Regions from separate parts of the Homo sapiens genome. Here all the other regions are linked to region 1. The links are chromatin contacts, found by Hi-C or POLR2A ChIA-PET in ENCODE. All regions are on one chromosome and are shown on one strand. The core of a region is the stretch at or near the end of the contact, and the rest is flanking DNA. Distances in the headings are between cores, read along the strand shown. Region 1 holds the start of RO60 (Ro60, Y RNA binding protein). Region 2 overlaps LOC124904475 (a long non-coding RNA gene). Region 3 has its middle 110 kb from the start of LINC01031.

Region 1 (2,964 bases), core at 230-2,729:
AGGAGATTCGCTTGACCCCGAGAGATGGAGGTTGCAGTGGGCCAAGATCGCGCCACTGCACTCCAGCCTGGGCGACAGAGCGAGACTCTGTCTCAAACAAAAAAAAGAAAATTTCCCAATCCTTACCACTGTGCCTGAGATATAGAAGATGAACAACATATGCTTGATAAATGACATTCCAAATATTAAGCTGTGTACAACAGGCAATATCTACATCAACGTTTAATTGTTAATCCCGCGTAAAAGTTTTAACATCGTAGAGTCAATAACACTTGGGAAATAGATAAAAACGTACTGTCCAAAGAAGAGACTAAGAACAAGATAAATAGGGAAGGATAAAAAGTAAAATGTGTTGATTATTTAGGACGAAAGGCACTAAATACAGCCAGAGAGAAACTGTGAGGAAAGCATGTGGCCTCTAGTCTAGAACACTAGCTCAAGAAAACTCACTTCACCGGAAGCCAGAAATGAGCAGAGAGCGGAACCAGTGAAGTGGCCTTTCAGGCCCACGCAGTCAGCGTGTGTGGACGTCCCGAAGAGCTATTCACACATTCAAGGCGTTCTGCTTTGAATAACCAGAATCTCGAGTTCCTGGGCGGCTTGAGCCGCAGACACCTCACCCTTGAGAAGGCGCACCCTAGGGTGGCTTCTGCAGGACTAATGGCCTGAGCAATGCACTTGACCTCACCAGCCCGGGATAAGGTGCGCGCCGCAGAGAAGGGGCAGTGCAAAGGGCAATACGTGCTTAAGAGCTTGGGGAGCGAGGGCCCTCAAGTCAATTACAGGATTTGGGTGCCAGGTCCTGAGGATGCAGCAGGCACAAGACTGACACGATCCTTGCCCTCGTGGTGTGGCTCTACAAATTACTGTGGAAACGCGACTGTCTCGAGCTGAGGAGAGGGCAGAACATCTACATTTCCCCCACCCGGACTCCAGGTTCCTGAAGTCACCTCTCCAGACGCGGGGCGGCGGTGGCCGCAGGGAACCACTCCATGCCCAGCTTGGGCCTCCTCCCGTGACCCCAGGCCCAGGACGGTCCCCTTGGTTCTCACCGAATCCTTTAATGAGCTCGGTGAAGACCCCGGGGTCGCTTTCCATGAGGCACCACTCCCCGGCATTGCCCGTCATGGCCCTGGCCACACACCGCCCCGATCCACCTCTCGCTCTCAGCTGCCCCCCGCACCAGCTGCCGCCGGCCACAGATCTCAGCAAACCCGCCGCCGAGCTCGTCAACCACACGTCACCCCGCCTACTTCCCGACAGCCTCCGGGCGCCGTCACCTGCAGCGCGACTGAGCGCGGGAGGACGCTCTAGCCACCCTAGAGACATCGAAACTCTTCCCAGGCCTTGCAGCACCCGTAGCGGATTCGGAAGGGCTGGGGCCTGAGAAGAAAGGGCGGTGATTCACAGCGCCGAGGAGGCAACATCCGGGATCCTCGCCCCTCTGGGGCGGAGGCGGGGCAAAAGAAGAGGGGCAGGACTCGTTCCCGGGAACCGAACCTGGAATCCCCGGCGGCAGTGGGGCTGTTGCTGTTGCTGTGGCTGTCGCTGCCCGTCAGGCTGCCTTCTTTTGTCGTTTCCCAGCGCTGCGCAGGACTTCTCCTGGCGGCGCTGCGGATCCAGGGGGTCGGCTGCCAGGTACAGGTGAGGACATTGCGGGAGGCCGGCTGGGAGCCTTTTGTGCGGCCCCAGGGACGCGCAAATTCTGACCAGTCCTCCATGTCTCTCACCCGCATCCCAGGGGTTGAGGCTGGGCAAACGCCGCGAAACTATCGCTCTTCCCCGTCCCGCTTCCGCGCCTGTCCACCCTGGGTAACGGAACCAGCATCGCGGTAGGGACATCCTCGCTAGGCCCGGCCGGACCATTCCTCAGGGTGGGCCCTTTCCGAAGCCGGGACCGCTCCTGCTTGTCGGCATCGCTCCCCACAGGCCGACGTCGAGAGGGCCTGCTTTACTCCTCCTCTTTCTCCTCCTTCTCCCGCGGCTTCTGCGCGGAGAGGCGTCGCCCGGGATCTGGGTTTTGGAAGAAGGATCTTTGTGGGAAGACAGGGTGAATTTATCACAGAGGAATAACGAGGGAGAGGAGAAAGGTTTGTCCATGGGGCTGCTAGACTAGTGGAAGGGGATGCGGTGCGTCAAGGGAAAATTAGGTTGAAAACAAATGTCGTGTATTAATCTAAAAACATTTGGAATGGTTCTAAAACTGGATGATGAGTTAAACCAAATATTTACTAAATATTTACTAAATTGCCCTCATTCAGCAGGCTCTTATAGAATACTATAGTGTTAAGATTAAAGTTTTTAAGAGTATATTGAAGTCGTTAAGTGTATATTTACTCCTTAAAAGCTACATATTCCAAGAAAGACCTTTGGCTTCCAGAAAAAAAAAATGTTTTAGTGGGTAAAACTCTGACTCCTTCCTTCTCAAATAGGTGACTTGTGCCCTGGAGTTAGGGAGCCTTGTGCTACAGATTATGTGAAGCCATGAAATAAACGTGGTAAATTTTATTGAGGGAAGCAACAGAGCAGCTTTTGTATTAAAAGGAGCCTGAGTACGCTATGGGGTAGAAGCCAAAATTTGTATGAAGTGTTGGTTTAAAAAAAATTTTTTTTGTAACTTTCTTGAAGTTTATCTCCGGAAACTCTGCCCTCAACTTGGAGACTAGGAGGATTCTGTACAGTATATTTCCTTGAGATACTTTATTGGAAAAGTTTAAGAGGCACAGAGTCCAGAATGATTGGCATCAGAGCCCAAAGTAGTTTGTGGTATTTTTTTTAATCTGTAATATTGCTATGAACTTGAAAATGTTTTCTGTGCAAAATACATCAAAACTAAAATGTACTTGATACCCAACTTAATTAACATGGTACCTATTGTAGAAAGACCAAACTGAAAATTTAGCCTTTGGCACAATCTAGAAGTAAGCAGAGAAGGGGGTTAAGATGCCTTTCATTATGTTAACG
Region 2 (2,964 bases), core at 319-2,818, 480 kb after region 1:
ATTGGTAAGAAGTATTGAGTAATTATTGTCTTGAGTTTTTTCCCTTCATTCTTGACTGATAGTTTGGCAATTGATTATAGATAATGAATTATACACAGTCATGCACCACATAATGTTTTGGACAACGACAGACTGCAGATACAACAGGGGGTAAGATTATAAGGGAGCTGAGAAACTCCTGTGGCATAGTGGCATGTGGCAGCTGTCTTAACATAGCACAGTGTGTTATCTTTTCTATCTTTAGATATATTTAGACACACAAATACTTATCGTGTTACAATTGCCTACAGTATTCAATACAGTAACGTGCTGTATATGTTTGTAGCCTAGGAGCAATAGGCTAAACCATATAGCCTAGGTGTGTAGTAGGCTATACCATCTAGGTTTGTGGAAGTACACTCTATGTTGTTTGCACAATGACAAAATCACCTCAGCAACACGTGATTGACTGTATTTAATTGTATTAAAAATGTTTGTTGTAGAAAAAAATGGAAAAAATGAAGTTTGTCGTCTTAACTTTTTCTAAGTTCAATTGTTATCATTTTTACCTCCCAGTCGTTTTTAGCAGTTTTAAGTATATTCAAATTGTTGTGTGACTGATCTCCAGAATGTTTTCATCTTGCAGAAGTGAAACTTTTGATTCATTAAACAACTCCCCCTTTCCCCCTCCCCCAAGGCTCTGACAACCACCGTTCTACTTTCTGTTTCTGTGAATAGGTTCCATGAATCTGACTACTCTAGATACCTCATGTAAGAGGAATAATACAGTACAGTAGACTCCCCTTACTTGTGGTTCCACTTTTTGCAGTTTGTTACCTGCTGTCAACTGTGGTTTGAAAATATTAAATAAAAATTTCCAGAAATAAACAATTTGTAAGTTTTAAATTGGGTGACATTCTTTGTAGTGTGATGAAATCTTGTCCCATTCAGCCCAGGATGTGAATCATTCCTTTGTCCAGCATAGCCCTTCCGCATATGCTACCTGACTGGTAGGCACCTAGTAGCCATCTCAGTGATCAGATCACCTGTCCAGGTATTGCAGCGTTTGTTTTCAAGTAACCCTTATTTTACTTAATAATGGCCCCAAAGTACAAGAGCAGTGATGCTGGCATATTGTTATAATTGTACTATTTTATTATTAGTTATTAATCTCTTACTGTGCCTAATTTATAAATTAAACTTTATTGTAGGTATGTATGTACAGGAAGAAACATCATATATATAGGCATCATTAATACCCTTGGTTTCAGGCATCCACAGGGATCTTGGAATGTATCCCCTGACGATAAGGGAAGACTCTTACACTTGTCTTTTGTGACTGGATTATTTCACTTAGCATAGTGTGTCCAAGATTTATCTGTATTGTAGGATGTGGTCAGAATTTCTTTCCTTCTTAAGTCTAAATAATATTCCATTGTATGTGTATTAGTCTGTTTTCACACTGCTGATAAGCACATACCTGAGATCGGCTAATTTACAAGAGAATGAGTTTTAATGGACTTACAGTTCCTCGTGGCTCGGGGGGCCTCACAATCATGGTGGAAGGCAAGGAGGAGCAAGTTACATTTTACGTGGATGGCAGCAGGCAGAGAGAGAGCGAGCTTGTGTGGGGAAACTCCCCCTTATAAAACCATCAGATCTCATAAGACTTATTCATTATCATGAGAACAGCATAGGAAAGATCTGTTCCCATGATTCAGTTACCTCCCACTGGGTCCCTCCCACAACACGTGGGGAATTCAAGAAGAGATTTCAGTGGGGACACAGTCAAACCATATCAGTATGTATATACCACATTATGTTTATCCATTATCTGCTGGTCAACACCTACGTTATTTCCACCACTTGGCTATTGTGAATAGTGCTGCTACAAACATAGGTGGGCAAGTAAGTCTTTGAGATCTTGCTTTCTTTTGAATAGAGACCCAGATGTAGAATTCCTGGATCATACGGCAATTCTATTTTATTTTATTTTTTTTGAGGGTTATCTTTTATAGTGGCGGTACAATTTTACATTCCCACCAACACTATTTTTCCCATCCTTGGTAATTTTTTCCTGTCCTTACCAACATTTAACTTCCATTTTTTTTTTTTTTTCTGATAGTAGAATTCCTAATGGGCGTGAGGTGATATCCATTGGGGTTTTGATTTGCGTTTTCCTAATGATTAGTAATGTTGGGTCCCTTTGCATATACGTGGTCATTTATATATCATCTTTGGAGAAATGTTTATTCAAAGGATTTGTCTGTTTTAAAAGCTTGGGCTGTTTTCTTGTTAAAGGCATTTTTTTTTATATTCTGGATATTAACCTCTTATCAGATACATGATTTGCAAATATTTTCTCCCATTCTGTAGGCTGCATTTTCACTCTGTGGATTGTGCCCTTTGCACAGAAGCTTTTACTTTTGTTGCCTATGCTTTTGTTGTTATATCCAAGAAATCCTTGCCAAATCCAATGTCATGAAGATTTTCCCCTATTTTTCCTTGTATGCTTTACAGTTCAGATCTTTTAGGTCTTTGATCTACTTTGAGTTAAATTTTGAATGTGATGTAAGGTAAGGGTCCAACTACATTCTTTTGCCTGTGGATATTCAGTTTTCTCAACACCATTTGTTGAAGAAACTGTCCTTTCTCCATTGAATGGTCCTGGCATCCTTGTTGAAAATCTTTCGGAGATTAAGAATTATGTATATATGTTTAGCACCTTGAAGACTTCGTTCAGCTGTTTCCAGCTTTCAGTTTTTGAAGAGTCAGCTTTCAGTTTCATTGTTCTACTTTTCTAGTTGCTTTAAAGATCTTTTAAAATTGTTTTTGGTTTACTATGAGTCTAGGTGTGGATTTCTTTCTATTAACCTGGCTTAAGATGTTCTGGGATACCTAAGTCTTTGGATGGGTGTCTTTTGTCAGCTCCCCATCAATATTTCGTCTGTTAGAGCTTCTGTTCCATTCTTTGTAGGATCTTTT
Region 3 (2,964 bases), core at 322-2,821, 360 kb after region 1:
ATTTACAATTTACTTCATATTGTTGTATATTTATGGTTATGTGTTTACATCTTTCCCCCATTTCCTTTACTAGAGTATAAACCCCATAAGCTATATTATGCCCTGTTCATTCTGGTAGCTTTGTTATCTAGAACTGTGCTAGATATTATCTATGAACGAATAAAAATAGGACCAAATTGATTATAGTCTATGTTAATATTACCATGGTTTCATTCCAATAAATAGGTCTTGTTTTGAATTCAAACAGTTAAATGAAAGATTCTCAAGCATTTTCTAAAGAGTTTCATTTTCCTTATATATGATACTGCTATAAATAAATTGCCTTTTCATTGAGTTTTTCATCCAAAAATTTTAGGTAGCATTTAAAAAGCTTTGGATCTCATAATAACACCTCACTTAACTGAATCTGCATGCTTGTATTCAGTCTAAATTAAGAAAAGGTATGAAGCCTGATGCACTGTGAAAGATGCTGAAATCCCCCACACTTTCAAGTTACTCCTCCCCTGTCTGTGATGCTGAAGTTCTGCCTTGCTCTAAATCTTCTTCTTCTTCCTCTTTCTTTCTTTCTTTTTTTTTTTTGAGACAAGTTCTTGCTCTGTTGCCAGTCTGGAGTGCAGTGGCATGATCATGACTCACTGCAGGCTCGACCTCCAGGGCTCAAGTGATTCTCTCACCTCAGCCTCTCAAGTAGCTGGGACTACAGGGATGCTCCACCATGCCTGGCTGATTTTTGTATTTTTTGTAAAGATGGGGTTTTGCCATGTTGCCCAGGCTGGTCTTGAACTCCTGAACTCAAGCAATCCACCCGCCCTGGCCTCCTAAAACGTTGGGATTATAGGCATGAGCCACGACACCTGGCCCTAAATCTTTTTAACGTCCACTTTCTGATGTAGTTGCAGCCAGAAATACACATTAATTGAATGCTTGTGACAGGGATCACTTCAGATAATATTTTGTTTATGTAATTAGCTTCCCTTAATTAAGGGTCAAACCTGAGGGACTTCTTCAACCATTGCTATCCAAACTTTGCATTAAATGCTTTTAGTTTTACTCACGGTAATTCTATTCCAGGACAGATAAATCCCACCAGGACATTCTGACCTGGTTCTGTCCCCTGTACACACAAACAGATAAACTCAACTTCAGCTCCAAGGTCCTCGTTTTTGACTTGTTCATCTTTTCCAAGGCTGAATTGCAGAGACATTGCTTCTATCTCGTTTTCATTTTATTTTCCCTTCTTAACTTCCAACTTTTTCTTTTTCTGATGCTGACATGGAAGCATTAGCTTGAAAAAGCTGTTGATAACTCCCTATATGTCTGGGAAGAGAAGCAGGATCTGACTGGGACATGTAGCTTTTACATTTCTCCTCTCCTTTAGCACAGAAATTCTTGCAAAACTTTCTTGTCATTTAGAAATTTTAGTAGGTATAGGGGCTTAAAGGAAAGGAAATAGAGAAAAGCTGTTCTTCATTAACAGGAGAAGACCTCGGGCTGCTGAATAAAGGAGAGCAGGTTGGGAGACAGGCAAGTGAGAGACAGGAGTTTGAGAGCAGTGAATTAGCAGAAGACTTGGAACTGAAAGAAAGGGAAAGTGAAAGTGCTGGAAATAAAGTTATGTGTGGGGTAAGTGATGAACACATCATATACTCATACTTTTCTTTACCTTGGTTTCACTCCTATCAGACAAATGCCTAGGACTGTGTGAATCTTGTCCAAATTCATCAGAGAATTTTTTTATTCTATGGGGAGGAAAAATGTATGGTTTCATGAAATACTTCTTGCCTTCCTGTCTTTTCCCCTTTCAATTCATTCTGCACCACGTATGGTTAGCGAACTGATTTCCTAAAACAGTCTTTCATTATGTCACTTTAAAATGGAAGAATCTGTAATGGTTCCTTATTGCCTATTGTATAAAGTATAAACATCTCATTTTATATTTTAACCACATTCAGCATTATTTCCTACTGTTTTTCCACGCATACCTTTTGCTATCTCCCCTAACTCTACACTTTTTCTTGGCTTTGCATTTTTAAATTCATTTCTATGAAACACATATATCTTTGATACCAACAGTTAGATTAGCGCTACCTGACTACAGATGATACAAACAAATACGACTAAAGTAGCAATCTTTATGTAGTTATTTTGCCTGGAAAGCCTTTTTTTCTTATTATCATAATAACATAAATTTGTGTAGTGTTCACATTTTCCAGTCCTTTATCGTGCATGGTCCATATCAGTACTTCTCAAAGTTGGATATGAGCAAGAATCATTAGTAAAGCCTGAGAGAGATTCCTGTGCCCCACTCCCAGAGATTCTGAGTCAACACATGTGGGTTGAGACCCTAGATTTTCCATTTCTAACAAATTCCCAGGTGCTTTCCCACACTTTCTATTTTCCTATGATGCTGATGGTTCAGGGACCATACTTTGAGTAGCTCTAGTCTATCCAATAACCCTAAGGAGTAGGCTGTATCATCTTCAAGATAGAAATGGGGAGAATGACACTCGGAGGAGCACAATTGACTAATCAATGGTCCTGTGACTTGTGAATTATAGCACTAGAACTCATGTTCTCTGAGCTGTGATCAAGTGTCATTAGTATCTCATCCTACTGCCTGTGTACAGTCTAAGGCATCATACATATTTATGACAGCTTTGAATGCTTAGCTCAATTCTTACTTCAGTCTGGCAAAAAAAAAGTGAGGATTTTTGCTTGTAATGATTTATGATACTTAGTATATACATTAGTAGTTCTCGAAGTTCAGTCCGTGTATTCTATGGGTCTCTTAGATCCTTTCTGAGTGTTTTAGAGTTTAAAGCTATTTTCATAATAATGCTAACAACATTGTTTACCTTTTTCACTGAGCTGACATTTGCAGTCAGGGTGAAAAAACAAGGGTGGGTAAAACTACTGGCACCTTAGCGTGAATCAAGGCAGTGGCACCAAACTAAACTAGAAGTC

What was found. A loop is a pair of places that touch in the nucleus more often than their neighbours do. ChIA-PET counts read pairs that join two places held with the same protein, here RNA polymerase II (POLR2A). Pooled maps may share reads with other maps.
Region 2: a map of B cell shows a loop between it and region 1 (7-fold over the local background). The contact joins the enhancer-like site here to the promoter of RO60 in region 1. A Hi-C loop is called at or near these places in 1 of 168 maps with a recorded cell type or tissue (B cell), 6 of 37 single-sample maps with no recorded cell type and 12 of 50 pooled maps. POLR2A ChIA-PET finds 5 or more read pairs at or near these places in 3 of 52 experiments (OCI-LY7, activated CD4-positive, alpha-beta memory T cell and activated naive CD4-positive, alpha-beta T cell).
Region 3: a loop to region 1 is called in a map of naive thymus-derived CD4-positive, alpha-beta T cell, with 2.5 times the contacts of the local background. The contact joins the enhancer-like site here to the promoter of RO60 in region 1. A Hi-C loop is called at or near these places in 1 of 168 maps with a recorded cell type or tissue (naive thymus-derived CD4-positive, alpha-beta T cell) and 8 of 50 pooled maps. POLR2A ChIA-PET finds 5 or more read pairs at or near these places in 1 of 52 experiments (CD4-positive, alpha-beta T cell).

Annotation. Positions count from the first base shown.
Region 1 is chr1:193,058,133-193,061,096 of GRCh38, forward strand. RO60 (Ro60, Y RNA binding protein) reads left to right here and starts at 1,480. Exons shown (of 9, transcript NM_001173524.2): 1 at 1,480-1,644. UCHL5 (ubiquitin C-terminal hydrolase L5) reads right to left here and starts at 1,228. Exons shown (of 11, transcript NM_001199261.3): 1 at 1,053-1,228. The coding sequence starts at 1,128. RefSeq lists enhancers at 580-889, 914-1,646, 1,050-1,579, 1,647-2,379.
Region 2 is chr1:193,537,188-193,540,151 of GRCh38, forward strand. All of the region lies in intron 3 of LOC124904475 (a long non-coding RNA gene), which reads left to right. Among named protein-coding and RNA genes, the nearest start is that of LINC01031, 230 kb to the left of the region's middle. RefSeq lists an enhancer at 2,668-2,877. Within about 2 kb of position 1,569, at least 9 of the 41 ENCODE cell types and tissues checked have a DNase peak (open chromatin) inside an H3K27ac peak, as active enhancers do; they include B cell and OCI-LY7, where a contact is called at or near this core.
Region 3 is chr1:193,417,025-193,419,988 of GRCh38, forward strand. No RefSeq gene overlaps it. Among named protein-coding and RNA genes, the nearest start is that of LINC01031, 110 kb to the left of the region's middle. Within about 2 kb of position 1,572, at least 7 of the 41 ENCODE cell types and tissues checked have a DNase peak (open chromatin) inside an H3K27ac peak, as active enhancers do; they include CD4-positive, alpha-beta T cell, where a contact is called at or near this core.